Linked DNA regions of Homo sapiens: regions 1, 2, 3 and 4 are each linked to region 5. The links are chromatin loops, found by intact Hi-C in ENCODE. Cell type or tissue: OCI-LY7. All regions are shown on one strand. Each heading gives the region's core, and the rest is flanking DNA. Links, peaks and the distances in the headings are about the cores only. Region 1 overlaps FDX1 (ferredoxin 1). Region 2 holds the start of LOC107984386 (a long non-coding RNA gene). Region 3 has its middle 69 kb from the start of POU2AF2. Region 4 has its middle 44 kb from the start of POU2AF1. Region 5 has its middle 15 kb from the start of POU2AF2.

Region 1 (6,451 bases), core at 430-5,429, 780 kb before region 5:
AGTCACTCCCAACTAGCATTTTAAAGAAATCAAAAAGAACATATAAAAACATATCATCTTTTGCAAGGGTATTATCTTAGGAAATGTTTATTTAGCTATTTTACAAGTATATATGTACTGGGTCATGATGTAAAATGAAATTCGTACTGTGAGTCACAGTTAAATAAAGTTTTTTCTGAAAGTCATTGGTTGGAATGGAAGAATGTCCTGCCTGGGCTTCTTTCCCAGCTGTATCCCTTTTTCAGCTTTGTGACCTTGGGTTGGGTATCTAACCTACTCATAACTCATCTTTTCATCTGTAAAGCAGGGATAATATTAATATCTACCTCATAAAGTTGCTGTAAAGATCAAATGAGTAAATCCAAGCAAGTCCTAAATAAATATTAGCTAATATTGTTAACATAGGTATTAATACAGATTCATTGTTCATTATAGCAAATTTTAAAAATACATTTAAAAAGAATTTAACACTTCATATCATCACACAGAGATAAGCACTGAAATAATCTTTTTTCCGAATACCCAAGAAATATAGAAAATTTAATGTAAATTTAAAAATTCTGCTGGTATCATAGAAATTCGCGTATTCAGACTCAGAAGAAAAGCTTTAAAGATCAAGTATCCTGACATGTCCACAAATCTTTGTATTTAAAGATAAGCTTGAGATAAGTAAGCTAAACTAGATTCACCAAAGACAGAGTTAAGCCTAAGCTTCTTTCTAGAATAAAGATGAGAGAAATGAAATCAGGAAGGGTGCAATGTTATCATTATAAAGAAGAGCTTATTACCACAACATTATGGGGGCAGCTGTTTCATTAATTCCTAAGGCTGAATGCAGGAGCCCATCTAAACACTGCATTTGTCATAAGTCATACAGATGAACACCGTACTCCAAACATGGCTGACCGAAGTACTTAGTTTCTTTACAGTTTCTCCCTGGGTGATCTCATCCGTTCTGTGACCTTAAATCCTTTCTAGATATTGATAAACTCTTAAATTTACATCCTTAGCTCAGACCTCTCCTCTGAGCCCTGATTTACAGATCTAACTTCTTGCTTTACATCACTTCTTGGAAATCTAACATATTTAAAACAGCTTTTGCCTTTTTTCCTCCTGATGAAACCTGTCCTTCCTCGAGTCTTTCCTACCTCAGTAATGAGCACCACCCGGCTGCTCGAACCTGAAACCGTAGAGCACCATTCCTTCCTCTTTCTTCCCAACCTGACATCCAGTCCATCGGCACCTCCTGCCAGTTGTGCCCCCAAGATTCGCCTCCAGCATGTCCTGTTGGCTCCATCCCTACAGTCGGCACGAGGGGCTGGCCAGCCACTGGGCGCCTGGAGCTGTGCTAACCTGCTTCTGCTCTGGAGTTTAACAGCCAGGTAATTTGTCCTAACAGAAATCAGACATGTCAGTCCCCTGATTAAAAGCCATGAGTGGGCCAGGCACAGTGGCTGACGCCTGTAATCCCTGCACTTTGGGAGGCCTAGGTGGGCAGATCACAAGGTCACGAGTTTGAGACCAGCCTGGGCAACATGGTGAAAACCCGTCTCTACTAAAAATACAAAAATTAGCCAGGTGTGGTGGCGTGCACCTGTAATTTCAGCTACTTGGGGAGGCCAAGGCAGGAGAATTGCTTTAACCCAGGAGTCAGAGGTTGCAGTGAGCTGAGATTGCACCATTGCACTCCAGCCTGGGTTACAGACTAAGACTCCATCTTGGAAAAAAAAAAAAAAAACCGAGATGGGCGGATCACGAGGTCAAGAGATTGAGACCATCCTGGCCAACATAATGAAACCCCGTCTCTACTAAAAATACAAAAAAAAAAAAAAAAAAAAAAAAAAAAAACCCAGCTGGGCATGGTGGTGCATGCCTGTAATCCCAGCTACTTGGGAGGCTGAGGCAGGAGAATTCCTCGAACCAGGGAGTCGGAGGTTGCAGTGAGCCGAGATTGCACCACTGTACTCCAGTCTGGCAGCAAAGTGAGACTCCTTCAAACAAACAAACAAAAAACCATGAGTGTCTTCCTTTGCACATAGGATAAAATCTGTATTCCCAGCCGTAAAAGGCTCTGCATTATCTGGCCCCATCTGCCACTCTTCCTCTTTTTTGTTTTTTTCTCATTGTTCTTTGTCTCACTTTGGTGATACTGGCCTTTTCTCAAGAGCTTGAACTCACCCAAAATTCCTACCTTTGAGACTTTGTATATACTTTACCCTCTCCCTGAGACACATCCCTCTCTCTCCCATCCCCAAAATTTAGCTTTTCATCTATCAAATCTCAATTTATGTACTTCCTTAGCGAGGCTTTGCCCAGCCACCCAGTCCAAAGTAGTGGTTCTCTTGTTACCCTGAACCCATTATTCTCTTTCTCAGCATCTTGTTCACTTGTTTTATAGTATTTGTCACAGTTTAGTAATTATGTATTTCTTGTGTATCTTTCCCAATAGACTGCGATGAGGGATAAAGTCATTCCTGTTTAATTCCTCATTGTATACGAAATGAAGTAATAAGTGAACACATGAATAAAAAGGGACAGTCATAAATTTTGGAAACAGTTCAAACTTATAAACATTCTCATTGCCAACTTTTATATTAATATAGATCTTTTGGATGATGCAGGTACCTGTTTTCAGAGTGTATCATAATATTCTGTCACTAGGGGGCAGTTACACACCTGAGATTCAACTTACCTAGTTTACTCTCAAGACATTTTTTTCTTCAATATTACCTGTTTTCTTCATGTGTCTGTTTTGAGGGAAATTATACAAATTGGAAGATCCTGATTGTGTTTGTATAAGTTTATTTGTATTCCCCTCATGCTTGAGTCCCTATTGATATAATGTATTTCTGACTATGCTAGATCAATCTTTAATCTAGAAAATTAGATTTTATATTTACACATAATTTCCATTTCTAATATATAATATTCCCACACAGCCATCCTCTAGATTTTTGTTTGGGAAAGGGGTTAGGTGTCGGGGCAGGCAATTGTATTGTCAGCATCGTAGTAGATAATACAAAATGATCTTAATATGAGATGCACACACACAAAATGTCTTTTCCCGTTGGCAAACACTCAAGTTACATGAAAGGAAAGGAGCAGAGCAGTCTGCAGAGATCTGACTTTCTCTAGGAATTAATTTCACAGCTACAACTTCTGAGGATTTGCCCAAGTACTTACTATCATTATTCCTGTTTTAAAAAAACAAAACTTGGTTCATGAGTTCACCAACCTTGAAATTAGTAAGCATGCTTTACTATTCTTCATGTCATTTTATATGCATATATTTGAAATTGTGCAGATTAACAGTATTGAGATTCTTACTCTAGCAAAATCAGAAGCATTGCAGAAACCAAAACTGTTGTCAGGAATCCTGTAATTTTAAGCTGGCAGGCTGTGTGAGTTGTAAATTTTACATTTGTTACTGCAGCTAAAGATGGACCATTTTAGCTAATAAACAAATCCCTGCCATCCTTTGTCAGCACCATGTGAACCATGCTGTTTATAGACATCTGAATATCTGTATGATTTTCTTGACTATGGTGATGATATTTTAAACTGTGGTTATAATTTAAAATCATTTTTAAAGCCTGTATCAGTTTCAGCCAAGCATTAAGTGCTAATACTGAAAAATGTATCTGAAAATGAGTTATTTTGGAATAGAGGTTAGATATAACAAAATGTTAGGAAGAAAGCCAAAAACCTGTCATGATACATACTACTGTTAATTTAGGAGAAAGCACTCTGAATTGTTAGCCAGTATGTAAACAAAATCAAAGCAGTACTAAAATGTATATACTTTTAAGTTCATGAAAATTGTTGTATAACCAAGCCAGGATGGTGGCTAAAATGCTAGCACCAGGGGCTAATATCAGTGTTGCTGTAAGGTGTTCCTAAATCAGGTTATTATCTGTGCTAAGGCATGAAGTATGTTATTATTATTAATTTTAATTGACAGATCATAATTGTATTTATGGGGTAGGTACAGTGTGATGTTTTGATACATGTATACAATGTGGAATGATTAACTTAAGCTAATAAACATATCCTTCACCTCACTTATTTTTTGTGATGAGACATCTGAAATTTACTGTTAGTAACTTTTGAAATACACAATACATTATTATTAACTGCAGTCACCATGCTGTTGCTATAGATTTTTTAAAATTAATTTTTTATAATATTTTGAGACAGAGTCTTACTCTGTCACTCAGGCTGGAGTGCAGTGGCATGATGTTGGCTCACTGCAGCCTCCACCTCCTGGGTTGAAGTGATTCTTGTGTCTCAGCCTTCCTAATAGCTGGGATTATAGGTGAGCACCACCACACCCAGCTAATTTTTGTATTTTTAGTAAAGATGGGGTTTCACCATGTTGGCCAGGCTGGTCTCGAATACCTGACCTCAAACAGTTTGCCTGCCTCGGCCTCCCAAAGTACTGGGATTACAGGCATGAGCCACTGTGCTCGGCCTGTGCTAGAGATCTTAAACACAAATTCCTCCTAACTGAAACTTTGTAGCCTTTGAACAGCACATGCTCATTTCATTTCCTTACCCCCACTCCCATCTGCTGGTAACTACCGTTGTATTTTCTAAGGCAGTGGCCCCCAACCTTTTTGGCACTAGGGACTGGTTTTGTGGAAGACAAATTTTCCATGGGCAAGGTTGGGGTGGGGATGGATTTGGGATGATTCAAGTGCATTACATTTATTGTGCACTTTATTTCTATTATTATTACACTGTATCATATAATGAAATAATTATACAACTCATCATAAGGTAGAATCAGTGGGAAGCCCTGAGTTTGTTTTCCTGCAACTAGATCTAGGTCCCATCTGGAGGTGATGGGAGACAGTAACAGATCATCAGGCATTAGATTCTCATAAGGAGGGTGCACCCTAGATCCCCCACATGCACAGTTCACAGTAGGGTTCTCATCCTATGAGAATCTAATGCAGCTGCTGATCTGACAGAGGTGGAGCTCAGACGGTAATGTGAGCAATGGGGAGCAGTTGTAAATACAGATGAAGCTTCCCTCACTTGCCCTCTGCTCACCTGCTGTGTGGCCTGTGGCTCGGGACTGCTGTAAGACATGATGTATTTTTGGTTATTTGAAAGGTGGACATAGTAATGAAAAGAATTTTACATCAAACATTTGTTCTACTTAAGTATATTTTAAAACAAAAATGTTTGAGGATTTTAGATTTTTAAACTTTAGGAATCCACTTTTCTATTTTGTTTCTTTGAGAAAATAATTCTTGAAATATGAGACTTGTACAATTTCCAAAATCTTTGAGAATGCATTTCTCATAAAACATCACTTTGTGTTTACATATATGTGTATATCCATGTATATATATACATGTACATACATGTATACACATAGACATACACATTTTCCCTGTTCATTTACTTTTATATAGCCAACCACTTATAAAGACACTAAAAGCTGACAGCCACCAATATTACTCTGGGGCTGTGTATATAATAAGTTATATAACTTTTGCACCTCATTCCTTCATATACATCATATATTAGTATACCCATATTGTGATCAGCTGCAAGTTTTAGCCTTGTAGTTGTTGTTTGTTACTTTTATATCCTTTATTCTTTTATAGTTTTATAGGTTATCTTCCACTGTTTATTTTGTAGGGTTCTCTGTGTATATGAAAAGCCAAAAAAAAAAAAGCTCCCCATTTTGTGAATAGCTTTTGTTTCCATAATCTATTTTCAGGTCAGCTGCTTGTTATTTGGAATTTGTTTTCCCATAAAAAATAATGTTGGCTAAATTTTTGAGCCAACACACAGAACCTATTTCTTCACAACTGACTTAATCACCATTTATAGCTTGTTTTTTGGGATAAAATGCATTGCACCTTCTAACTCTTGTAATTGTAGCTGCTGCTGCTTTTCTTCTACTTTTTTAAAGAGACAGGGTCTCATGCCAGTCAGAATGGTGATTATTAAAAAGTCAAGAAACAACAGATGTGGTGAGGTTACAGAGAAATATGAACACTTTTACACTGTTGGTGGGAATGAAAATTAGTTCAACCATTGTGGAAGACAGTGTGGTGATTCCTCCAAGATTTAGAACTGGAAATACAATTTGACCCAGCAATCTCATTACTGGGTATATACCCAAAGGAATATAAATCATTCTGTTATAAAAATACGTGCATGTATATGTTCATTGTAGCACTATTCACAATAGCAAAGACATAGAATCAACCCAAATGCCAATCAATGATAGGCTGGATAAAGAAAATGTACATATACACCATGGAATACTGTGCAGCCGTAGAAGGAACAAGATCATGTCCTTTGCAGGGACATGGATGGAGCTGGAAGCCATTATCCTCAGCAAACTAATGCAGGAACAGAAAACCAAATACCACATGTTCTCACTTACGTATACCACATTTTCTTTATCTCTTTATCACTTGAGAGATAT
Region 2 (6,451 bases), core at 499-5,498, 220 kb after region 5:
GGGGGCACTGCCAGGGTCCTGAGAGAAGGCAGTTTGGGGATACAGTGAAAGTCAGACAGCTGGGGGCAACAGGACGAGGACCTGGGTGCAACAAGTGTAGGGCAGCAATCAGAAAGCGTGGTCTTTAGGTATGGGCATAGATGAAGCAGGAAGCCTCACTTAGAAGCCTCCAGCTCGAGGACGCTTAGCAACACAGGTGAGTATTTAAAACAGTGCAGAGTGGGGAGTAAGAAACCAGGGTGAGACAGCACAACCACCTCTGCAAGCATTTAAAACGGACATGTGCCTAAACGATGCCTGCTTTGCAGGAACTCACAGACACACATTTGGTTTAACAGAATTATTTTTTATGGGGAGATGGAAATAAGAATAAATGGAGAAAAATAAATGAACAAAATAGGAGAAGTTTCCTGCCCAAACCACACCAGCAATGACAATGTTCCATGAACTGAGTGTAATTAATTCAAACCACTACCCTGAGGGGTGTGTGTGTGTGTGTGTGTGTGTGTGTAGAGACAGTGTGTGTATGTATGTGTGACTGAGAGACAGAGAGAGAGGAGAGGAGAGGGAGGGAAGAGGAGAGAAGGGGAGGGGAAGGCAGGGGAGGGGAGGGGAGAGAAGACATAGGAGAGAAAGGAAAAGAAACAGGAGAGTCCTAAGAGGCAATGTCTCACTTATTTGTGGAATCTAAAGATCAAAACAATTGAATTCATGGACATAGAGAGTAGAAGGATGGTTACCCGATGCTGGGAAGAGTAGTGGGGGGCTGGGAGGGAAGGTGGGGATGGTTAATGGGTACCAAAACAAATAGAAAGAATGAATAAGACCTACTATTTGATAGCACAACAGGGTGACTATAGTCGATAATAACTTCATTGCACATTTTAAACTAACTTAAAGATTGTTATTGAATTGTTGGTAACTCAAAGGATATGTTTTTTGACACATGAGATGTTTTAATACATAATACCCCATAAATATATACACCTACTATGTACCTACAAAAATTTAAAAAATAAAAATTAAAAAGTAGAAGAAGAGGTAAGGGAATCAAATGAGATTTTTTTCAGAACTGGATGAAAGGCAACAGAAAAAGGAATGGTGGAAAGAGGGTGGCTGAAGACGTTAGGAAAGAAAGGCAGGAGAGCGCAGCAGTAAAAGCTGGCGTGGGGGATTCCTCTGTGAGAGGCAGGGGAGTGGTCAGGCTCTCTCCAAGGCAACGGTCAACCAAGAAAGTTTGTTTTTGAAAACCATAACCTTCTCTGTCAAACGGGACAAATAGGACATAAGCCTTAGAGGACAAAGACAATAGATATTGGTGAGGGGATAGAAGAAGCAGTGGCGAAGAAGAGAGATGGGGAGCCCAACGGCTACCCTCATGGTACCGTGCTAAGGTTAAGGTTGCCCTCGTGGTACAGTACTGTGAGGAAATTACTGATGGGTATTGGGGACTTGCCCTCATTCTGCCATCAACCAGTTATGTGACCTTGTGAAAATCCCAAACCTCTCTGAGCCTCAGTTTCCTCATCTTTAAAATGAGATGTTGGAATGAACACGCTCCCTTCCCTAATCCAGCAGTTAATGCAGTCTGGGAGTTCATGCAGGAAGGAAGACTAGTGGCATTACCTCCTTGAGGCTGGATTCACAGCAAAGCCTCCAGCATCTATACCTCCACTCCTATTGTGTATCGTGCCAACAGGGTCCGGGGATCCTCTGAGCCTTTTCAGCCTGTGTGGGCTGTCACACAGCTCAGTTCCACATCTTTCATCGTGCCCTCCTTTGTTATATACGTGGCCCTATAAGGGCAGTCCTCTGTATTCCCACAGGACTGAGCCTAGGAAAGAGGTTCATTAAGTATTTTGCCACATTCTAGGCCCAACATATCCCCAATTGCTAAAGGCTCTGAGGCAGGACATTTCAAAGCAGAGAACAATTGTTCTCTAATTAGGATCTGATTTTTAATTTAAACTTCAACCTGAAAAGCAACCTGAACTCTATTTTAGTCTTTTCCGGTTTGCCATTCCTAGAAATCCTGTCCAGTGACCTGACCTTGTGGGAATTTTCCATCTTGTCTTGTGTTGACTCAGGACAAGACACTTCCTCCCTCTGGGTCTGAGTTTCTTCATCCACAAAATAAAAGAGCTGAAGGACACAGCCCCTAGGATCCCTTCCAGCTCTACTACTCTCGCCAGTTGGAGTAATCTGAACCTACTTAGGCCCCCAGGACCTTTCACCAGCCAAGTACAACCTCCTTGTCCCACTCACCAGGTAAGAAGTTACCTTTGAGATGGATTTCACAGAAGGGAGGAGAAGTGCAGAGAGCTAATGGCCATGATTATAATAGAAACAGGATAGAGAGACCACAAGGTTACAGAACATCCCTTAAGACCTCAGAGCAGTAGGAAGCTTTCCCACCTACCTACCCAGAGCAGAAGGAAGGTTGACAACGTGAACCTACTTTCTACTACCTGGGAAATGTATGTGATTGGTATGGAGCGAACAGGCTTCAGAGCAAGAATACCTGGGCTCTACCCTGGCCTCACCTCCTATTACTGGTATGATCTTAGGCAAGTGATTTCATCTTTTTGTTTCTCCATTTCTTAACACAATAAGTGGGGTTCATTACAATGTCAATCTCACAAGGTAGTTGTGAGTACCAAAAAGCGTGGTGCATATCAAAGTTCCTCGCAAAACTTTGATACTGAAAGCATGGTCCAATGAGGTCAGCCTTCACTGAGAGCTTCTTAGAAAGGCAGAATCTTGGGCCCCACCCCAGATCACCCATACTGTTGAATCAGAATCTCTGTCTTTAAAAGATCCTCAGGTGATTGGCAGGGACAGGAACGTTTTGGAATTGTTGCAAAACATTACACAGATGCTAATCTTACTTCCTATAAAAAATAATTAAGATCATGACACCAATAAACACACACACACACACACACACACACACACATCCTCCCCTGCAACAGCATTTCCTCTTCTCCTTCCACTGGACTCCTCCACGCCCTGCTCACCACTTCCTGCAAGCTCACAGTGCCACCATCTGGACAAACAAAGGCAAAGCAGATGACTGAGATGTGCAGGGAAGGACACTCAAGGGCCTGGAACACCCAGAAGAGAAGTGGCTTTGTGGGAGGAAGTCAGCCTGTGCTGAACATTATGGTAACCACCAGCCACCTATGGCTACTGAGCACTTGAAATGGGGCTACTACAAGCTGAGATATGCTGCATATCCAAATGCACTCTGGATTTGAAAGACTTACTACAAAAAAAGAATGTAGCTCCTGGAAGCTAAGTCTTAGTCCTAATTACTGCGTGGCTGTCCCCCCACAGGTAGTCTCTGTCACAACTCACCACCTGCTCCCTGTGCCCCGGGAACTTTCCTCTCTGGAGCAGGACCCTACAACGCCTCCTTCTGCCACCTCTGCCCTTTTGAAAAGTAATTAATGACAAGGCCAGGACCTGAGCCTTTCTCTCCACCACCTGCTGAATGCTTTATCCGATACATCATGTGGTTATCCAAGGATTCACTGGCAGTTTTACAGTTTCCAGTTTTTCTGGGTATGCATATTCTTTAAGAGCACTTGACTGGTTGCCTGAATTTTCAGTCTTTCTGGACCGCAGTCTTCTTTATAAACTGGGAGAAGAGAACTAAATAATCTCCAACATCCTTTCTAAAGCTAAAACCATATGGGTCTCTGAAACCTGGCTGTACACGCACCAAAGGCAGAAGCCTCGGGTTTTATTTCCTTTGCATCTCTCCTGCAGCATTTCACACACGGAGAGTACTTAAAGGAATCTGGCTGGCTTTGCCTTGCAGAAGAAGGGAACTGAGATGTCCCTTGCCCTCACTAAGCCCAGTTATGCACACGCATGCACACACACCCCACCAGCTTCTCTAGGAAGGAAAAGGAGATAGGAGATAGAGAAGAACCGTGGAGAGCAGAGGCGGCAGATGGAGGCATTCCTCCGGAGAGGAAGGTTCCCGGAAGACAGGGAGGTAGGAAAAAGAGAGTGGAGACACTTAAGTTGTCTGGGCCAAAGCTGCTCAGAGGATCCATATCTTAGATTTCATCCTCATGAAATATTCAGTGAGTGCATCCCGGAGCTCCCATGGGTGGCAGAGGCTGCCCTTCCTGGGCATTTCTCTCTGAGTTGGGATCCTGGGTCCACTTGTCCCTGTGCCTCTCCTGTACCGCCACCCTCATCTTGTTTTCTCATAGTGTTGCTGGCACTGGGCCTCTGTGCTTTGCTGCCTTCTAACTCTCCATCTGCCTCCCCAGCGGTCTTTCTCAGCATCTGTCCACCCTCTTACTTCTATGCCTACCTCTCTCTCTGCCACTGTCACCCCACCCAAGGGTGAGGATGCTCCCCTTTGAGGGCACCCCAGTGACATGGGCTTCCATAGCTGTCTTCTGCCATGCCCTCCAGAGTGCCACATGCCTGAGCACAGAGAACCCTCAGGACTGCGGGAATGAGACGCCTCGTGCAAAAGAAGAGCGAGACCCACCAGGATGCAGAGAGGGTAGGAGCTGGGGGTATAGTTGAGGAGTGGGGAACAGAAAAACAGCTCTGGGGGAAGATGCTGGCTTTATGAGACACCTGGGCTGGGCTAGGGCTCAGAAGCCCCCTAATGGGAGAAGAGCACTGTCAGGGGTCCACTTGTGCCCCTGTGGGATCGTGGGTGACCCACCGCTCCTGGAAGCTAAGTCTTAGTCCTAATTACTGCATGGCTGTCCCCCTACAGGTAGTCTCTGTCCTAACTCACCACCTGCTCCCTGTCCCCCGGGAACTTTCCTGTCCGGAGCAGGACCCCACAATGCCTCCTTCTGCCACCTCTGCCCTCCCAGGTTCTTCAACCCCTGGCCCGGCCAGGATGCCTGTTTCCCCTGTGGCTCAGAGGCCACCCAGCCAGAGAAGGGCAAGGACACGTGTGTCTGCCGGGGGCCTGGGCGAGTGTTCCAAGTATGTCCTCTGGCAGGGGGGCCCAAGGACAGGCTGCGTTTCCAGGACTGTTTTGGTCTCAAGTCAAACTCGGCTCAGGTGTAACTTGACCAGGGTTGGCTCAGGTTTCCAAGTGACTTGGGGATAGGGTTGCCAGATAAAATACAGGGTACCCAGTTAAACTTGAATTTCAGATAAATAACAAACTTTTTTTTAGTCTTGCATGGGACATAGTTATACCCAAAAAAAAAATTGTCTAAAATTCAAATTTAACTGGGTGACCTGTGTTTTCATTTGCTAAATCTGGCTCGCCTTCTCCAAGAAAATGACAGACTTTATGTTGCTTTTTGCCACGATCACTTCCAAAACACATCCTAGCCCAAGCCCTTCCAACTTGAACGTTCTCTGCAAGCCAACAAATGTGCATGTGAATTCTTCCTTTGCTGAATGTCTCAAGTCTCTTTTTTTATTGAAATGATAGCACCAGCCAGACCCTTACCAGAACAGGCTGGTCTCCCCCTGACTCCTCCCCTGCCCTGTTTATTGCTCATTTCCCCGCCCCTGCCCTTGTCTTCTGGCCCATTTCCAAAAGGGTCACAGCCAAAAACCTGGGCATGGTTCACCACAACGAAGTATTAACCAACCAACATGAACCAGCACTCCTCCCTCCCCCTCCCCGCCCCCAGCCCAGTGACAGTCGGTACCCCTGCCTCCCGGGCCACCGAGACTTTGGAGAGCCAATGGGCTGTGTCCAGTGGGAACACAGGAGCTGCAAGGACGGAGCCACTGGAATCAGGAGGGGCTATGTTTGACCAAGGCTCAGTGGAATGACCACTGTGCCCACGAGGTAGGAGAATGCCCATCTATTATGTCCTTGGCCTTCCTGCCCCTCCACCCTCCCATTCAAATGTCCACCATTCCAGCCACTGGGCTCATTCCATTGCCCCTCTCTGGAAATATAGAGGTCAGTACTTTGCACTCTCAGGCAGTTCCTAGAAGCAGCTGGAGAGAATGAGGAAGAGCTTCCCCAGGGAGGTGTCCCCAAGAAGTTTGAGTCTTTGTGCAGGTGTGTGCCACACCAGGAGATGCCCATGGACATGACCCAAGCCCTGGGGCTCTGCCTGTGCTGGGGACAACAGTCAAGCAGAATGTGCAGCCCTCTGTGCCCAGAGAGACAGAGACACATCTTGCAGCTCAGCTGCCCTGATGGCATCCCACAGATTTCTGTCACTGAAGGCATGGGGAGTCAGGTACAGTACTCTGAGGTCCTACCTCATGCAGAGCCAGGGCCTGTGACTTCTGCCTCCAAAGAGGGAGCATGCAGGACATGCCTATGTGCAGGGTCCAGAGGCTGCTGCTGCCTGGCCCACATCACTGGCACCTCACCAACATCAGAGGCTCAGAACCAGAGCAAGGCCCCTTTGTTGATTTTATTTCATCCTACAAAACTCCTTGAATAAGAGGTCATTGTGTTCATGAAAGAAGAGGGACACTGTCCAAGAGG
Region 3 (6,451 bases), core at 948-5,947, 54 kb before region 5:
TCATCAGTAATACAAATCCGCAGGCCTCAACCCATACCCTTGGGATGTGAATCTCCAGCACAGTGGTCTGGGGAACTGTCTGTCTGCCAGCCCCTCAGGTTGTTCTTTCCATCAGGGAAGTCTGGGAAACACTGTTTCTGAGCTACAGAAACTGAGAACAGCTACTCTACATAACCAAGCTGAGGACAAGAGAAATACCTAGACCCCATGTTTCCAAGCTCCAGTCTTCACCACTGCTGACTTGTTTTCTCAAGCAATTCTGTGCTTCCCTAAAGAAGCAAGTATGCTCACTCACGTGGAGCCCACCACCCCCAGCCTGGTAGTGAGGGAGTGCAATCGGTTTCATTAATAAAGCAGCCTCAGAGAGGAATTTCATTTAAAAACAGAGACAACTAACTATATTAGTTTGAAATAAGTTCTGTACTTTCTAAACTCTAAATACAAATTCATTAGTTTTTAATTCTTTTTTAAAAATCCAGATTCCACAACTCTATGAACTGTTTAATATGAATTCCCACTACAAATTCTAGAGCAGGAATACAAGGTATTTTCTATATTTACATTTAAGCAAACAGGTGTGAAGCAAGTAAAATGTGTTCAGAATTGCTTTAGACTCTACTAATGAACTGTGAAGATTTATTTTATGATCCGTGTCATAACGAATTCTATGGAGCACTAACAGAACCAAAAGGAAGACTTACAATTTTCAACAGTAGATATTAGATGGTTAAGACATCCCAGGAATCCAGTGTGTTTTTAGTAGATGTTATTAACACATTGTTGAGTAGGTTACACTGTATTGAAGAGGGCTCTAGAAAACAGACAGTGGGCACAAAGCTACACTGAGGACTGCATTAGAATGTATGCTTATTATTTAAATTTCCCTGAGATAATTTATACACTATTCATTTCCAACAAAAGATCAAGCGAGGCGTGGTGGCTTACGCCCTGTAATCCCAGTACTTTGGGGGGTCAAGGTGGGTGATCACCTAATGTCAGGAGTTTGAGACCAGCCTGGCCAACATGGTGAAATCCCGTCTCTACTAAAAAGACAAAAATTAGCTGGGCATGGTGGCACATGCCTGTAACCCCAGCTACTCGGGAGGCTGAAACATGAGAATTGCTTGAACCTGGGAGACGGAGGTTGCAGTGAGTCGAAATCACATCACTGCACTCCAGACTACATGACAGAGCAAGATTCGGTTTGAAGAAAATTTTAAAAAGATCGGAAGTCATATAATATTGGTATCTTAAAAAATTTAAAGTAATTACACAACTAAACTGGAGCTTAACCCACAAGGGCTCTTGGCTTTGCCCAGGAAAGAATTCAGGGGCGAGCAAGAGATGGAAGAAAGCAGCTCTATTGAAGTGGCAGTGTTACAGCTCCGGTGGTGTTACAGCTCCATGACTGCTCCTGCAGAGCAGGGATACACCTCAGGCCGTGTGCTCAGGGTAGCAGCTCAGGGCAGTTTTGCAGTCATATTTATACCGACTTTTAATTACATGTAGATTAAGGGGTGGTTTATGCAGAAATTTCTAGGGAAATTTCTTTTGGGTTGTTGGGTCATTGCCTTGGAAAGAGGTGGTAATTCCTGAGTGTTGCCATGGCAATGGTAAACTGACATGGCACACTGGTGGGCATGTATTATGGAAAGCTGCTTCCTCCCAGTCCATTTTAACTAGTCCTCAATTTGGTCTGGTGTCTGAGCCCCGTCTCTGGAATCGAGTCCTGTCTCCGCCTCCTACCCCAACAGAGTAAGACTTTCTCAGCCTCCTGCACCACCCCACCTATTAGCCAAAGAGAGGAAATCCCTGATAACCATTACACTGCCCTATTTATGTCTTTAAGATAGAGTAAGGAGTTACAGGTACATAGTGTCTTGTATTTATTAATAACAACCATATCATTATGACAGAAAGCATGATGAGCAATAGCGAAAGTGTGTTTTTAAAAAAGCAACACCATGGATATCTGATCAAAACTTTGTTTTGTGAGCAATATAATTTAATACATGCTATTAGTATATAGTATGGGCTGTAGAAAAAATAGAATGCAGTATTTACCAATGTGCTTATGAAATCTATGGAAATTGGTATTTCTTGTTTTTCTCGGGGGTCAGCATGATGTCACAGAAAGTGCACAGTTATTTAGAGGCCAAAAGCCTAGATGTGTAAATCATGTTTGCCTGACTTAGCAGCTGTGTGGCCTTGTGGACCTTCCTTCAACCCCTCTCAGCTTCCATTTCTCCTCTGGAATATGGGAGTCATAACTGCTACACGGAACAGTTTTGAAAATGAAATGAGAAAACACATAAAGAACCCAGGTCAGGACATTGGCTCATAGCAGCCATTCAGTGCGTGTTGGTTTCCTTATTCCCTTCACCTTTCTGGATTAGGTCACATCCAGTGCTTCCCACATGCCAAGGCCAGTCTGAATGTCTGGCTCTCAAACTTTTGGGGATCCAGATGCTTTGTGCCTCTAATTAAGGTTATAGATCATCTCCCCTAACAAGTTCATGTGCATATAACATTTTGCAGGCAATTTCTCACAGACTCCCTAGTATTCACTTATGGACCCACTTGGGGTCCACAAATCCAGGTTAAGAATGCTGGACCTAAAGAATCTTGGGACAGTAAAGGACTGTGGTGTGTATGAAAGATTTGCTCACCAACTATAAAGAAACTAGAGGTCCTAATCATCTCCAAGACACTATCTGGCAAGTTATATATTTCTGAAGCCTGAATTGACATGTACAGGTCCATCTTGTGGCACTAGTAATAGCATTCTCACACACACACACATATGCATACACACACATGCACACACACATGCTGGCACACACACACATCAAGTATCAATTTGCGATCACTAGTTTACATGGAAACTAGGAGCTTCATTGGAATAAAAGCTTGAACAATAGCCAGTACTATGGTTCGGACATCTCAGATATTCATGATCGAGTAGGAGTCAAAGATGCAATGGAAACCACAGTGAAGAAAGGAACCGAAAAGAAAATTCACCAAGCAGAGGAAATCAGCAACAAGTCCTGGCAGGTCACAAAGAGAGAGTTTCAGGTGGTGACCTATGCTTAAAGCCTTTGTTAAATCTAGCTGTCTGGGCGGCATGTGTGATCCTGGAGAGAAAGGAGCCTATGTAACAATGGAAAGAGCTGTTCCACCAAACCCTGCAATGCCTTATGACCATGTGATCCACTGCAGTTCATCCTGCCCCAATTAAGTGCAACACAGAAGAAAAAGCATTTTCCTTCCCCATTCCATGGAGGGGCTGATGGCAGTGGTGGCCTGGATGAATCAGGAGGGATCTGGGCATAACTGGGGACAGAGGCCCATGCAGAAAGCTGGAACCAGAGAAGGGGCACTAATTGGCATGACAGAGGACAAAATAAGAGTAACCTGGACCCACAGGCACAAGTAAGAACCCTTAAGGGATGCCCAGAATACTTGAGAGAAGGTGTTTAATATCATTAAAAGCTCAGATTGTGTCTGTGGGTGTATGTGTGTGCATGCACACACAAGGGCATGTACATATGTATGTATATATGAAAGTTATAAGTGAGAGGTGGTGTCTTAGTCCATTGTGTGCTGCTGTAACAAAATATTACATATGTGGTAATTTATAAAGAAAAGAAATTTATTTCTGACAGGTCTGTAGGCTAGGAAGTGCAAGGTTGAGTGAGTGGCCTGAATCTGGTGAGGGCCTTCCTGCTGCATCATCCTGTGGTGGAAAGCAAAAGGGGAAGAGAGTGCAAAAAAACAAGAGACAGCAAGAGAAGGCTGAATTCCCCTTTATAACAAATCTACTCTTGCAATAACAAGCCCACTTCCTCAATAATAACATTAATCCATCCATAAGGGCTAATTAGGGCTAATGACTTAATCAGTTCTTAAAGCTCCCATCTCTCAACATTGTTGTGTTGGGGATTAAGTTTCCAACACATGAAATCTGGGGGGTATATTCAAACCACAGCAGGTCACAAGTCCTCCCTGCTTCATAGGCTCCTTCTCTGGACCAAACCCTTCTTCCTGTTTTTATTCTTGCCTGCACACCTGGTCCAAGATGCTTAAGATAACAGGCTCTGGGGCCAGAGTGCTAGGCTTTAATCCTGACTCTACTACATAACACGGTCACTTTAGACTATTGTTTTAACCTTTCTGTGCCTCAGTGTTTGAGTATTAATGTTAGTATAACCCTATTCACACAAACCTGCTCCTGCTCTTTTTTTTTTTTTTTTTTTTTTTTTGAGATGGAGTCTCACTCTGTCACCCAGGCTAGGGTGCAGTGGTAAGATCTCAGCTCACTGCAACGTCCGCCTCCTGGGTTCAAGCAATTTTCCTGCCTCAGCCTCCTGAGTAGCTGGGACTACAGGCACGCACCACTACACCCAGCTAATTTTTGTATTTTTAGTAGAGATAGGGTTTCACCATGTTGGCCAGGATGGTCTCACTCTCCTGACCTCGTGATCAGCCCGTCTTAGCCTCCAAAAGTGCTGGGATTACAGGTGTGAGCCACCGCGCCCAGCCACAAATCTGCTTTTAATATTTAGGGGCATTCTAGCAATATATACAAGGGAAAATGTTCACTGCTGTATTACAGGTGTGATACAGTTTGGATGTTTTCCCCTTTAAATCTCATGTTAAATTGTGATCCCCAGTGTTGGAGGTGGGACCTGGCGGGAGGTGATTTGCTCATGGGGCAGATTTCTCATGAATGATTTAGCACCATCCTCTTGGCACTGTCCTCAAGATAGCGAGTTGAGTTCTGGAGATCTGGCTGTTTAAAAGTGTGTGACCCCTCCCCGCCCCCTCTCTTGCTGTCTGTCTTGCCATGTGAGATGTCTGCTGCCCCTTTGCCTTCTGTCATGACTGTAAGCTTCCTGAGGCCCCCCCAGGAGCTGATACTGGTGCTATGCTTCCAGTACATCCTGCAGAACCATGAGCCAATTAAACCTCTTTTCTTATAAACTGCCCAGCCTCAGGTATTCCTTTATAGCAATGCAAGAACAACCTAACGTAAGGCGCCCAAATCATTTTCTCCATGAATTAATCCCTCTCATCCTCTACTCATCCCAAGTGCCCTTTCTCAGAGAGTCTGCATCAAGAATTCCTATCGAGTAGTCAGTGAGCAGGGCAGTTATACCCATCTGTTTAGCCACAGCTAACTGAACCAAGAGTGGACACCTAGCCCAAGCATCAGATCCCCTTCCACAATTCTGAATGGAGATCCAGAGAGCTGGGTCAGAATGTGAACATGCACCTAGAATGATTTAAAGCTACAGTCAGGTCAAGTAAATGCAAAGAAGAAAGGGTCATTTTGAGAAAAAATATAGACAATAATTAGACAGAGAGAGGAGCAGAAATGTGAGACCACACAGCTCATAAGAGGGAGAGGGGAGAGGAAGCCCAGCAGCATTTCTTACCCTTGGTTCCATGAGGGACTTCTATATCCACCTCCTCTCAGATCTTAAGTTTGCTGGAGTGGCTTTCAGGTACTTGGCACCAAACAATTCTAACACAAGTGTTATCCAAAGGAGTTTAGATAGGTTAGGTACCTAAGTGTCATCCTTGTACAAATGTGGCTGCCACAGACAAGACCAGAAGCCAGATCATGCCAATTTCTGCATAGCAGAAGGTATGGAGTTCCTGATTGCCTCAGGGGGAAGTAGGTAAAAATAATAATATTCTCTCATTCAGGCTGAAAGGGTTCTGAGTTTTCTTTGATGTAACTACATCATTGGACCAAATTATCTACCAAATTCTTCCATTAGATTCATATTTTAAAGTTATCTTTTAATTATCTATTTAAAAGTGCATTATAAATAGCTATGCAAAAATTACCACATTTCAGAATTCTTCATCTAAATTTAGCTTTAGGCTAAGAAAAACCACATTATCCTTAAATGAGAAAAAAATATAAAGGCAATTGTGATGACACATTGTTCCTGTTTTGGCTTGTTCCGGTAACATTTCAAACTGTTACTAGAAATAACGAGATTTTTTTTCAAACCTATGTGTTCTCTTTACCATCTCTACTTGTATGGGAGGTATGTGTGTGCACGTGTACTATGTGAATGTGTGTATATGGACATGAGTGTATATGGATCAGAGTGTGTATACGTAAGTATATACATTTGTGTAAATGTATGTACGTGTGTATGAGTGTGTGTACCTATGTGAGTGTGTGCACATGCATGTGAGTGTGTGTACATGCGTGCAGTGGGTAATAGTGAGCAATAACAAAGCCTCCCTACTTCTTAGGCTCCGCTGGTCCAAACCCTTCTCAGTCTCATTCTTGCCTGCACCTCTAGTCCAAGATGCTTAAAAGAACAGGTTCTGGGGCCAGAGTGCTGGGTTCTAATCCTGGCTCTGCCGCATAGTGCTATATGACTTTAGCCTTCAGTTTTCTCATCTGTAAAAAGAGGTTAATTAGCGT
Region 4 (6,451 bases), core at 1,035-6,034, 190 kb after region 5:
CAAGCTCATAAGCAGAACATAGAAAAAAGGTCCAAATGCCCTGGCTAGATGGAAGAGAGCCAAGCCACCAGCAAGTACCAGCAGCGGGTCTCTGACTGCCAGCCAAGGCCATGGCGCTGCCAGACAGGAACTGACATGGAGCAGAGAGAGAGGCCTGGCAGCGGGATGGCTTCACCCTCCACACAGCTTTTGCTGTTGGCTTCTGCAGGGTCATGAGTCCTCAGCAGCCTCAGTTCCCAGAGTCACTCTTCACTATTGGGTGCCAGTTGGCTAAGTGCCATATTGGAAAAAGAGTACGGGATGTGAGCTTCTAGATGAACCAACCCATTATAATCAGACTTGGCTTAGTTTGGCCACACATTGCCAAGACAGGAGGGAGGTGTTGCTGACTCAGCACCAGGCACCCAAGGACAGGCAGGTCCAGAAGTGGCTTGAGGTAAAGGAATCTACAATGGACAACTGTAGTGTCCTAGAGATGCCTAGGGTCCAGCCATTAAGCTGTAGTCCAGTTCTCTCGGCAAAGGAAAGTTCACAGTCTATCTTCTCAGCTGCCCCTGAATCCAAGTCTCAAGGTGCAAAGTCCTGGAGGACTTGCAGACACCAGCTGCTGGCTTGTCCAGGAGATATTAAAGTTTCCTTTAAAATCATCCCAGCAGTCCAGATGACCTGCTCTTCAACCTCATCCTGAAATTGCATCCACAGCAGGGTAGACCAATCTGAGCAGCCAGCTCTGGAAGTGAAACTGAGGAGATCATAGCCAACAATCCTCCTTGGACCAGGTGGCATTCTGGGCTTTGCCTGGAGAAAGCCACATTTTTTACACAAAGACCAAAAGACCAAGGATCAGGAGGAAGAAGGCAGTGGGCATGGTAGGGTGTGGACTCTGCCTTAGCAGAGACTCTGGGGGAGATAAAACAGGGGGAGATGAGACCATGATCATCTCACAAGAGTTAAGCCTCAAAAGTCACAGGAGCTGTATGTAGAGCTACTTTGCCCACCTGTGGTTCTCCCCTGTAATGGGTAAGAACAAGAAACAGCATTCAACAGTTTGAGACACAGTTTGTCTAGTAGAATGCCAGAGGGATTGCAGTAGCAACCTGGTGACCCCGTTCATTCATGCATTCATTCAACACATTTTTATTGAGCACCTAATTTGTGCCAAGCATTATGCTGAGTGGTTGACAGGATAAAAAAATAAACTAACAGGCCTTACCCTCATGAAGCTTACATTCTAGCAGAGAAAAATGAATCAATTATACAATTCAAAACACTAATAATTGTAATAAGTGCTACCAAGGACTTTGAGAGTACATGATGGAACACAATCTTGGAGGTCCCAGAAGGCTCCTTTGGGAAAGGGACACCTAGGCTAGTCCCTAAAAGGTGAGAGTAAATTACCTAGAAAAAAGGATGGGATAGGGATGGGAAAGAACATGCCAGGAAAAAGGAGTAACTTATGCAAAGGCCTTAAGGCTGGAGAGAGCGTGACAGAATCAAGGAACCAAGGTCCCAAGTGGCTGGAGTCCAGAGATTGGTGTGCAATGGATCTCAAGAGCCTAGCTCTCAGAGAGGGCACCTCATATAGGGCCTCGTAGACTATCTAAAGGGTTTTTATCTCTAAGAGCAGCCAGAGCCATAGAAGGGCTTGGGGGAGGATGAGATGGCATAATTAGCTATGCTGACCTGAGCATTCAGCCCTCCCCTTTACCTAATGTTGCCTCCATACAAAGGAGGAGACCTGGCTTTGTGTCTGAGTTCATCATGATCTGAAAAACTCCAAACTGGATAATTCATGAGAGCTACTTTGCTTCTAGCAAGCACAGCTAGTCAACCGATTTGCAAAGACAAAATTTAGGTTTGCACGTGTGTTTCCCGAAGGGCAGGATGTCCCTGTGGGCTCCCATCTGGCTACCAATTAACTGATGTCTGCACCTTAGAGGCATAGACCTGCCCAGCTTGCAGGAAAGAGAAAATGGGGCTAACTTCCCCAGCAACACTATAAACTAAGGCTTACAAAAAGTAGAAGGCGGCTGGGCGTGGTGGCTCACACCTGTAATCCCAGCACTTTGGGAGGCTGAGGCAGGTAGATCACAAGGTCAGGAGTTCAAGACCAGCCTGGTCAAGAGGGTGAAACCCCATCTCTACTAAAAATACAAAAATTAGCCAGGCATGGTGACAGGGGCCTGCAATCCCAGCTACTCAGGAGGCTGAGGCAAGAGAATCGCTTGAACCAGGGCAGCAGAGGTTGCAGTGAGCCAAGATCATGCCACTGCACTCCAGCCTGGGCAACAGAGTGAGACTCCATCAGACAAAAAAAAAGGCAGAAGGCATGGCAGGTCACAGCAATTTTTCGTGATACCATTGAGACCAAGCTCACGGGAATCAAAAGGGCCCAGAAGTTGCTGGAGAGCAAGTCAACCTCTCCCTATCTCTGAAACTCAGGAAAACAGTCCCTTCTCTATGCACCAAGAGAGAATCTCTAATCTATCATTCCAATAGGATTCTCCTAAACTGCTTCAAGCCAGTCTGTTTTTTTATCCCAAAACAAAAGGATGCAGGGGAGGGTCTTCTGGTCTCAGCGACCTTCACAAGGGAGCCCCAGCAAATCGTTCCTCCAGCTCTGAGCCAACCGTGCACCAAGCTCAATCTCAACCTAAATATTCAAGGCACAAAAATTGATCATAGAGGTCCCCAGTAAGGGCAGAGTGGTTCTGAAAAAGACCACACTGACACACTTCTGCTGGACTTCCTCTCATGCTCATGAGAAATGGCTGCTGTACGTGGCCTCTGAGACCACCCAGGTGCCCTCCTGCTGGACACTCAAGATGGACATTCACAGTGCTCACCCCACCCTGCCACCCCAAGAGTCCTGGAAATGCATGTGCACACAGGCCTTCATCGCCCTAATGCTCACATGGCCACCAAGCGCAGGCTGGAATAGAAGGATGTGTCCTTTGACCTTTTTGTCCTCTCTTCCCAGACCGAGCCTGGGCATCAAGTGCACAGGAAGACAGTTAACCTGAATCACCACGTGGAAACACTCCTATATAGAACCTTTGTGCCTCAGGTGCAGAGGATCAGCCAGGGACAGGACAGGGTGACTCCCGAGGCCAGAAACAGGACAAGGTCCCTCCCCTGCTCAATAAGAATGGACACGAGACACCCATAGGACACACTCAGGAACTCCAAGTTCTGTCTTGGCCTCCCCCATCCCCAGCTGGCAGCCAATCCCCAAAAGCAGCTGTGGGTGGAGAGGGAGGGCAGTTTTGGATTCTATAGACTATAAAGCAGGTGCTGTGGCAGCTTTGGTCTTAGTAAGGCTGCACACCTCTCTGTTTTCCCCCACCTTAGTGAGACTCCCTGTGTCAGGACATTGGTGCATTTTCTCCCCCATGCACTGGACACAGTGCATTTCCATTTCTTTTCCAGGTGGGGACCCTGTAGCCAGTGACTCCTGACCTGGCTGCTCCTCAGCAGACACCTCAGGTTCCTCCTGCAGAAGAGACCCCTGTTGGCCACTCCTAAGCCTTCCTCAGGTGCCTAGATAGCCCCTCCACCCCGAGTCAGCAAGAAGGGCCACCGCAGTGACAGAGCTCCCCCTACTGAGAGCTCGCTGTGGTGGCGGGCCCGGGAGACCGAATGAGGCACTCTCTCCCCTAGAAATTAGATTCTGGGAACATCTTCCAACTCTCCCCCAATCCACTGCTCCCAAATAAGGGCAGCATTATCTGGAAGATCCTAAGAATCAAATCCTTTTACATCAGTGCCATATCTCCATTGTCAAAACTTGAAATAACTCCCAGGACAGGCCCTTAGCCCAGCCTGGGCCAGACTAATGGCATGTGTTCCAAGGTCCCCACTGCACCGATCTCAAAGCATCATGTGCACCAAACCATTCAGTTAAGCATTCCTACTAACTACCTCCCAGAGAGCTGGCCTACCCCTCCCCAAAGGAATTCTTAGACACCTTGCCCACCCTTACACCACAGGCAGCTGAGCCCAAGCTGACAACTTCCAAAGGACCTGTCGATATCAATGACAATAAATAATAATATAACATGCTTGGTTCTCAAAGTATATGACATTCATTTAATACACAAAAACAATGCCACCACCCTCAAAAAATAGATATCACCATCAGATGAGGAAATTAAGGCATAGAAAGATGAGAGACATGCCAGGATGAAAACTCAGCTCCTTACACATAAAGACCACTTTCTGGAGGAGCTGTGAGCTGAGGACTGTTAAGACGAAAGGACATTGGAACCAGGAAATCTCCGAGGCCTGAGCTCCTTTCAGGGCCCTGCCAGAAGAGGAGGCCGAGAAAGCCAGACCTCTCCCTCCCCAGGTGCTAAGTCACCACAGAGACCCTCCCCAGGTCACCACAGCCTTAGAACCACCACCACCAGTGGTGACAGAAGCCTCATGGAGGAGCAAAATAGGTGAAGGGAAATGAGCACAGGCTCAGAGGCTTGACCAGCCTCTCCCATCCTGCCCATCGCAAGAAACATGTTCTTCAGAGAGCTCTTAGCTAGAGAAACACTAAAGGCCCTCACAGGTTCATCTTTAGGGCATCTCCCATCCACAGCCCAAGTCGATACAATCCAGTGCCCCAGGATACTGAGAGTGACACGGATAGATGATGCTCAATTTGGGAAGCAGCAAGGGCAAGGAAAGCAAGGAAACTAGCCTGGGCTCTAGAGCTGGATGACTTACAAAATGTTGGTGTCACTATCTAAAAACAAAGGAGTCAAGAGGAACACCATGGGGTGAGAAAGGAGATGATGAGTTAACGCGAAAATGCTGGGCGTCCTGCCCCACAACTTGGCATGGAATTCACCTCAATATAATTTTTGCTGTAAGATGACAGTGCTAATTTGTTCACATTTATTACAGTTGGTTAATCCACCCAAATAATTCATTTATTTGAGGCCAATAAACTGAATGCTAACTGGCCTCAAAGTCATTCATCATCATTAAGTGGTAAGGTTATGTGGTTATTAATAAACCAAGCCTGCAGATAAAAGATTTACGGTCACTTAAGCATTTGTTTATTAATTCAATAAAATTAGGCCAGATGTAGTGGCTGACGCCTGTAATCCCAACACTTTGAGAGCCCGAGGTGGGTAGATCACCTGAGGTCAAGAGTTCGAGACCAGCCTGACCAATATGGTGAAACCCCGTCTCTACTGAAAATACAAAAATTAGCCAGGCGTGGTGGCAGGTGCCTGTAATCCCAGCTTACTCAAGAGGCTGATGCAGGAGAATCACTGCAACCTGGGAGATAGAGATTGCAGTGAGCCAGGCTGTATTAGGTACTTTAAAAGATTAATAAAAACAAGCCCGGTCCCCAAGTAGCTCAAACCTTACTAGAGAAGAGATGTGATGTCAAGGGCCATGAGAGGGGACAAACTGCCATGGCAGTTTAGAAAGCGGATGAGCAGGTCCTTCTGTACAATCATAGAGGGCTACATGAAGGAAGGCGCCATTTGGGCTGGACCTGGGAAAATGGGTAGGTGTGGAACAAACTTTTATCATGGGGCATGCATTCCAGGCAGAACGTGTGCAAAGGAGGAGGTAGGAAAAATGAAGGGTATTTTTTAGAAGCAGTAAGGATTCCTGGAAGACAGTGGCAGCATTTCTGGGTAGGGGGTTCACAGGTGTTGTTGAGGCCCTGCTGCATGCCAGGCACTCTGTACCATAGGCAGGCTCCATGCTGATCATGGAGATAAACACATACACAAAAGACACAGGAGCCCTGGCCTCATGGAGCTCATAGTCCCTCCAAGGATACAGTCGAAAAAGAAGACTGGAGAGCCCCCAGTGCTGACCATTTAAGGAGCCTGGGGACTTGGGGGTTAGCAATGGAGAGTTAATGACAGTTTTTAATGCTGCAAGGTTATGATCAGCGCCTTTTAGAAGATTTATCTGGCCCGATAGTAGAAGAAAAACTTAAGAAGAAAGACGGGAAATATTGAAATTTCAGTTAAGAAACTACTGTAGTAACCCAGATGAGAGATAATTACCAAAATCAGAGCAGTAGGTAGGAAGAAAAATAGGGTATGAATGCAAGAGATACTAACCAAGCAGACTACACTCAATCTGGGAACTAGCAAGGGCAAGAAAAGCATCGAAATGGATCTGAGGGCGGGCACAGTGGCTGACGCCTATAATCGCAGCTCTTTGGGAGGCCAAGGTGGGAAGATCGCTTGAGCTCAACAGTTTGAGACTAGCCTGGGTAACATAGTGACACCCCATCTCTACAAAAAATTTAAAAATAGCTGGGCATGGTGGCACACACCTGCAGTCCCAGCTACTCGGGAGGCTGAGGTGGGAGGATCACGTGAGCCCTGGAAGTTGAGGATTCAGTGAGCCGAGATTGCGCCACTGCACTGCAGCCTGGATGACAGAGCCAGACCTCGTCTCAAAGAAAGAAAAAAAAGGAGAAACT
Region 5 (6,451 bases), core at 868-5,867:
CCTGCTGGGCTCAAGCAATTATCCTGCCTCATCCTCCTGAATAGCTGGGACTACAGGCGCACGCCACCATACCTGGCTAATCTTTTGTGTTTTTAGTAGAGACGGGGTTTCACCATGCTGGTCAGGCTAGTCTCGAACTCCTGACTTCGTGATCCGCCCACCTTGGCCTCCCAAAGTGCTAGGATTACAGGTGTGAGCCACCGCACCCAGCCAGAAGCTATCTGAAGTGGCTCAAGCTACCTTCCCCTGTGACCTCTAGGCCCATGGGTGACATGTTCATACTTGCCTTGGTCACACCCCCACCCTGCCCTGCCATCTCTCAGTTCTCTTTCTCCTGCTTAGTGGGGCCCAGAGCAGATCAGCAAGTCATCCAACTGGGGGCCAAGATGTCAGCCTCCCTTTCCAAGGCACCTCTAATTTCTACAAGTAATTTTCTTGGAGCCTCGCCTCACTGGGCTGGCTGGGGGTGAGAGGGTGGGGATATAAATTTCACCTCAGGGGGAAGAGAAGAAATAATTTCTCAACACAAATGCCTCACACTCATGGCTTTCTTCCCCATTCCTCCTTCTTCACACAATCCCATCCTAGTTGATTCCTGCTGCTGTAACAAACTATCTTAGACTTAGACTAGGTAATTTACAAAGAAATTTATTTCTTACAGTTCTGGAGGCTGGGAAGTCCAAAATCAAGGCACCAGCATTTGGTGTCTGGTGAGGGACTTCTTACTCCATCTTCACATGGCAGAAGGGGCAGTGTGTCCTCATATGGCATAAGGCAGAAGGGCAAAAAGAGCTGAGTTAGTTCCCTTGAACCCTTTCACGAGGGCCCTAATCTCATTTCCGAGAGTGGAGCCCTCGTGGCCTAATCACCTCTGAGAGGCCCCACCTCTTGATACTATCACATTGGGTCTTAGGTTCCATCATAATGAATTTTGGGGGAACACACAGATTCAAACCATAGCACCCCCTTCCTAGTTTTCTTATGTAGACTTGCGAGAGGGATACAAGTGGCTAATGGTAGAAGGAGCTACTCGTTACCTCCTAACCAGTCTGGGTGGGGGTGGCTTCCAGGGACCTCCAGGGCTTGGTGGGTCTCCTTACAATGGAAGATAGTTCACACCTCTTGTTTCCAGCTATGGCCCTAGTGCCCATTTAGGGATATCAGGAGAAGGACCACTCAACATCCTTCAGCAGCCTTCAACAAAAAATGGGCAAGCTTTAATAAAAGAAAAAAAAAAACAAAATATTTTCACCACAGAATCCAAGGCACAAATCTGTTTGTCAGGGATGAGTGAGACTATGTATATCTTTTGTGTGTAGACACAGAAATCCTCTCCTGACCAAAAGGTTCAGCTCCTGCGTGAGCCGGTCAGGAAGAAAGGGCTAGTTCTCCAGCTGAGGAAATCAAACAGCTGTTTAGCGGCAGGGAACGGCTCCCAAGGCTTCAAGACCCTGACACCTGAGGGGGATCATCTCAAAAATCCTCAGCTCGTGGAAGATTTTATTTTCCCCATTATCCAGTCCTCACTTACCCCCAACAGTCAGTCAAGAAGCCACTAACTGGAGGACAAATTGGAAGGACATAAAGCACAAACAGTTCAGAGAAGTCGGAGAGGCCAAGAGTTGTTATCAATAGAGTAGAGGTTATTCTCTTAGTGATTTTCAGAGTAAGCCCCTAAGAAGATGGGAATTTCATTTTAAACTTAATAAAGAATAGAGGACTACTGTATCCAGGGGGCTGACTGTGTTCTCTCCCTTCACAGCTCCGTGCATCCAATAGTTGGCCAGTGAACCAATGACTTTGCAGTCCCTACTGTTTGCAATGTGGAGACAGACAGGAGAGCCGGTTCCCACCCCTAGACTGCTGGGAGGGAAGACACGCACTCCAGTAACAATGCCCAGCAGATACAAAGCATATTGGCACAGTACCTGGCTATAAGAATCACTGAATAAATGATTTTATACCAAACTGATTTCAAAGGTTTTATATCAGAGTACCCAGAAATGTAAACCAGAACAAAAGTGCCAAGTTAGATGCACAATGGTTACAAGGGAAGGGAGTGCCGAGAGCAAGCTGATTGTGGGCAGGATGTGGGGGGCGGGGCAGCCAACTTTGAGTTGGAACGCTGGAGTTACAGTGTAGGGGTTCTGCCTCCCACAGAAAAAAATTCAAGGCCAGGGGAGCAGATTACCAATCTTGTGTCAGCTTTGTGGTCAGAAGGAGAAGTAGCGTTCTCTCAGTCCTGGAAGGAGGAGGCATACCAAGAATCCTTCTTAGAAGACTAGAAAAGATGTGGGCTCGTATTTTATCGTGAGGGCCAGGAAGATGGCAAATGGAGCCTACCAAGGACCAAAGTTTGCTTGGTTTCATCTAGTGTCTAACTGGATCAAATAAATCTAGTGCTAATAAATAACAGCTACATCATTACAATGGAACAATCCTGAGACAGGCCAATGTCTTTCTCCCCATTTCTCAGATGAGGAAACTGAGGCACAGAGAAGCTATGTGACTCGCCCATGTTTACATCATTTGTAAGTGGAGCCGGGATTCAAACCTGGCCCTATAGATTCAGAGCCTGTGCCCTTAACCACATGGCTTTCCCACCTGTGGTAAACTAGAGAGTTCTGCATGCCCAGACCACTCAGAGAAAGAGGCACCTCCTCTATGTGCCATGCTATGTAGTGATCCACAGCAAAGCGTAGGGGAAAGAATTGGAGGGATAGGCAGGGAAGGTCGGGAAATGGATTCCTTCTCTGCAACCAGTCATGGAAGGAGCATTTCAGGTTGATGTCCGCGATTTTCAGGAAGAAAAGAGTACCTTCCTTCCAGGTCACTGCAGTTCCCAAAAAAATCCTCGCTCTTGCCCAGCTGCCGGGGCAAGCCCTTTTGGCGAGCTGCGGATAGGGTTGAGGCACCACCTAGTGGCTTAAACTGAAAATACTCCCAAATGAATGTCCCTGGTGAAAGGAGGCAAGAGGGGAAATCGTGATCGCCCAAGGCAGGAAAAGGGAATCGAAAGCAAAAACTACTCATGCTCAAAGCCTCCTTTCTGCATTCCCCTCTAGCCTACAGCTACGCATCATTAAAAGATGTCCTTTTTATGCCAGCCTGGTCAAGAACTATTATGTTGTTGTTCGGGTTTTTTTGTTTTTGTTTGTTTGTTTTGTTTTGAGACGGAGTTTCGCTCTTGTTGCCAAGGCTGGAGTGCAATGGCCCGATCTGGGCTCACTGCAACCTCCGCCTCCCGGGTTCAAGCGATTCTCCTGCCTCAGCTTCCCGAGTAGCTGGGACTATAGGCTCGTGCCACCACATCTGACCAATGTTTGTATTTTTAGTAGAGACGGGGTTTCGCCATGTTGGCCAGGGGTCTCGAACTCCCGACCTCAGGTGATCCGCCCACCTCAGCCTTTCAAAGTGCTGAGATTACAGGCGTCAGCCACCGCGCCCGGCCAGGGTCAAGAACTTTTATGTGAGGGAGGTTAGTAGGTCAGGTCAATGGATTTCAACACCCCCAAAAGAACTGTAGTCTAGATTAGGCATGTGAATAAGGAGAGTTAGGGAAAGGAGGGCAGATAGGAGATTCAGTCTGAGGGGAGAGGTTTAAATACAGCTTCTAGAACTCTGAGCAATGTTCATACATTGGTGTCAGGTGCAGATGAGGCTGTCAACTGGTGAAGTCAATTCAGGATGGTTGATAAGAAGGGTTTGTGCCAGGGTCCAACCTCAGGAAACTAGGCAGCTGATTGGGCTCCCTCACTCCACCTCTAGAAACCTGGGGAGATGGGGAAATTTCAAGCATTCAAAGGATCAGACAGGAGAGGTGGAAAACAGACAAAATCAGATTCAGGAAGTGGCCAAGTTTAGTGTCAATTTATGCCAGGTTGAATGATGGTCAGTCTGTACAGATTTGGTCCCAAGTCTGTTCAGGTTAGCAGCGTGCAAGGTGTGATGGAACCCTTGACCCTGCAGGCATTGATATTCTGTTATGTTTTCTAAGAATGATACTCTAGATGTTTCTCTCTGCCCCTGGGCTTTGTTACATCTGCTCTCCAGGCACCCCAGCCCCAGCAACCCCTCAGTATTCAGACCAAGGCAGAGGATGGCATTTCTTCTATTTGACCATCAAGGACTTGCCCTTCGGGCATATCAGGACTGACACTGCAACTCACTCCTTCACCTTTCCTTTAGCCTCTGTAACTCAGCTCCCTAAAGTTTCAGGCTCCCCTGCCCCGTTCTCTCTTTTCTATTTTGACTCACCTTTATTTTCACTTTTTAATGTTGACTCTATCCTTGAGTGAAGTGTGACTTCACCTTTTGTTCTAAGCTGAGCTCAGGGCTCAGTCTCACTAGCGGTCAGATGGTTTTGCTGGTCAGAGTCGTGTCAGGAGCCTCTCCACTTGATCTCAGATTCCTGCCACAGCTGCCAGACTGCTGTTTCTCCTTATTGCAAAAGCTCAGGCCATTGAAGAGCTCCCTAAACTTATGTAGGCTAAAGGGATCTCCCTTGGGTCTTTATTTATTTATCATACAGAACTGATCATCCCCAGGGATCAATGAATGAATGAGCCTTCCTATGTCTATATTAGTGATGTATTTATGTCATAACATACTTAACATAGTCGTGTTTCCAATTGTATATGCCTGAAAGGCTAAACTGCTGTAACAGGCCCTGAGTTACAGTGTCTTCAAAATAAAGTTTATTTATCTCTCATGTTACAGTTCAGAAAAATATCAAGCTATTTTTCTGGACTCAGTCATTCAGTGACTCTTCCATTTTATTTCCTCACCACCTTTCAGAGAATTTCCCTATGTTCAGTAAATATTTGAGCACTTACTATTTAAAAGGTTCTGGGTCACATTTTACAGGAGATAGGTAGTTCAGCCTTCTCAGAACTCAAGATCTAATGGGAACACAAAGCAAGTAAAGGAATAAGTACAGTTGAGAGAAGAAAAACAAATACAATAGAGAGATCTGCAGGGATCAAATGAGGAAGGAATCACCTTCAGTTCAGGGACAACAGGAAAGTCTTCACAGAGGACATGTGTATAAGATAAGATTTGAAGGATAAATAAAATTTTAGTAAACAACAGAAGAAAATGTTACCAGTGGAGAAAACAGTATGAACCAAAGTTTGAGGATTAAAATATATATAGAAATGCTCCTAAATGTCCATCAATGATAAATTGGATAAAGAAAATGTGGTACATTGGTTTCACCGTGTTGGCCAGGATGGTCTCGATCTCTTGGCCTCACGGTCCGCCCACCTTGGCCTTCCAAGGTGCTGGGATTGCAGGCATGAGCCACTGTGCCTGGCCTTCATTTTTTCTTTGAGTCAGGATCTCACTCTATCACCTAGTCTGGTGTGCAGTGGTGCAATCATGGTTCACTGCAGCAAACTCCTAGGCTCAGGGAATCCTCCTGCCTCAGCCTCCCAAGTAGCTGGGACTACAGGCACATGCCACCATATCTGGCTAATTGGTTTTTATTTTTTGTAGAAATGGGGTCTCACTATGTTGCCTAGGCTGATCTCAAACTCATGGCCTTAAACAATGCTCCTGCCTCTGCCTCTTGAGTTTCTTGGATTACAGGCGTGAGCCACTGCACACAGATATGGTTGTTATCTTTATTATACTGATGCTTTCATGGGTATATGTCAAAACTTAGCAAATTGTACACTTTAAGTGTGCAATTAATTGTATGTCAACTATACCTCAATGAAGGTATTCAAAAAACTGCACACACAAAAAAAGAAAGTGTGGTACATATACACCATGGAATACTATGCAGCCATAAAAAGGAACAAGATCATGTCCTTTGCAGGAACATGGATGGAGCTGGAAGCCATTATCTTCAACAAACTAAAGCAGGAACAGAAAACCAAACACCACATGTTCTCACTTATAAGTGGGAGCAGAATGATGAGAACGCATGGACACATGGTGGGAACAACACACACTGGGGCCTGTCGGAGGGAGTGGGAGGAGGGAGAGCATCATAAATAATAGCTAATGGATGCTGGGCTTGATACCTAGGTGATGGGATGAGCTGTGCAGCAAACCACCATGGCACACGTTTACCTGTCTAACAAACCTGCACACCCTGCATGTGTACCCCTGAATTTAAAATAAAAGTTGGAAATCTAATAAATAAATAATAATTTTACCAAAAAAATTTAGGAAGAAATGAGGATAACAGAATAAGGCATAAGGAGAATACAGTTTTGAGAGAAGTTAGAGCCTCATTGTGGAGGACTTGGATGACAGGTGAGGAACCAGTTCTTCACTGGTGGGCCAGGGGCAGTCATCTGAGATTTGTAGTTGGGGAGGAAATGATCAGAGCTCTAACATTAATTGAGATGGACTAAAATGGAGATGCTGAGCACGGGAAAACTAACAGAAAACTACCGTAAGTCAAGGAGGACACAGCACAGACTGGATTCAGGTCGTAGGT

The links. Hi-C counts contacts between places; a loop is a spot of excess contacts. Peaks named below come from ENCODE experiments on the same cell type or tissue, not always from the same donor. Only the 100,000 strongest peaks of a DNase experiment are listed, where the experiment ranks them.
Region 1: it touches region 5 in a loop (5-fold over the local background); 50 of 110 quality-filtered maps call a loop at or near these places.
Region 2: a loop joins it to region 5, with 7 times the contacts of the local background. A loop is called at or near these places in 9 of 110 quality-filtered maps.
Region 3: it touches region 5 in a loop (4-fold over the local background); 3 of 110 quality-filtered maps call a loop at or near these places.
Region 4: a loop joins it to region 5, with 12 times the contacts of the local background. A loop is called at or near these places in 4 of 110 quality-filtered maps.

Annotation. Positions count from the first base shown.
Region 1 is chr11:110,445,456-110,451,906 of GRCh38, forward strand. All of the region lies in intron 2 of FDX1 (ferredoxin 1), which reads left to right. Among named protein-coding and RNA genes, the nearest start is that of FDX1, 19 kb to the left of the region's middle. In OCI-LY7, for the core only: CTCF peaks have their summits at 2,672 (motif pointing right) and 2,876; a DNase peak (open chromatin) is centred at 2,646.
Region 2 is chr11:111,443,700-111,450,150 of GRCh38, forward strand. It overlaps LOC107984386 (a long non-coding RNA gene), which reads left to right and starts at 2,165. Exons shown (of 3, transcript XR_001748382.2): 1 at 2,165-2,268; 2 at 4,435-4,528; 3 at 4,854-4,945. LOC644277 (a long non-coding RNA gene) reads left to right here and starts at 5,639. Exons shown (of 4, transcript XR_001748381.1): 1 at 5,639-5,794. It also overlaps a transcript of BTG4 not described here. RefSeq lists an enhancer at 2,953-3,132. In OCI-LY7, for the core only: CTCF peaks have their summits at 3,027 (motif pointing left) and 3,235; a DNase peak (open chromatin) is centred at 3,022; H3K4me3 peaks cover 39 bases.
Region 3 is chr11:111,173,737-111,180,187 of GRCh38, forward strand. No RefSeq gene overlaps it. Among named protein-coding and RNA genes, the nearest start is that of POU2AF2, 69 kb to the right of the region's middle. RefSeq lists an enhancer at 4,167-4,236. In OCI-LY7, for the core only: no CTCF peak of the experiment used is centred there; DNase peaks (open chromatin) are centred at 3,065, 3,735, 4,065 and 4,655; H3K4me3 peaks cover 3,485 bases; H3K27ac peaks cover 4,035 bases.
Region 4 is chr11:111,419,605-111,426,055 of GRCh38, forward strand. It overlaps a transcript of BTG4 not described here. Among named protein-coding and RNA genes, the nearest start is that of POU2AF1, 44 kb to the left of the region's middle. In OCI-LY7, for the core only: CTCF peaks have their summits at 3,580 (motif pointing left) and 3,785; DNase peaks (open chromatin) are centred at 1,887 and 3,557; H3K27ac peaks cover 2,435 bases.
Region 5 is chr11:111,227,657-111,234,107 of GRCh38, forward strand. No RefSeq gene overlaps it. Among named protein-coding and RNA genes, the nearest start is that of POU2AF2, 15 kb to the right of the region's middle. In OCI-LY7, for the core only: a CTCF peak has its summit at 2,917 (motif pointing left); a DNase peak (open chromatin) is centred at 2,985; H3K4me3 peaks cover 693 bases; H3K27ac peaks cover 425 bases.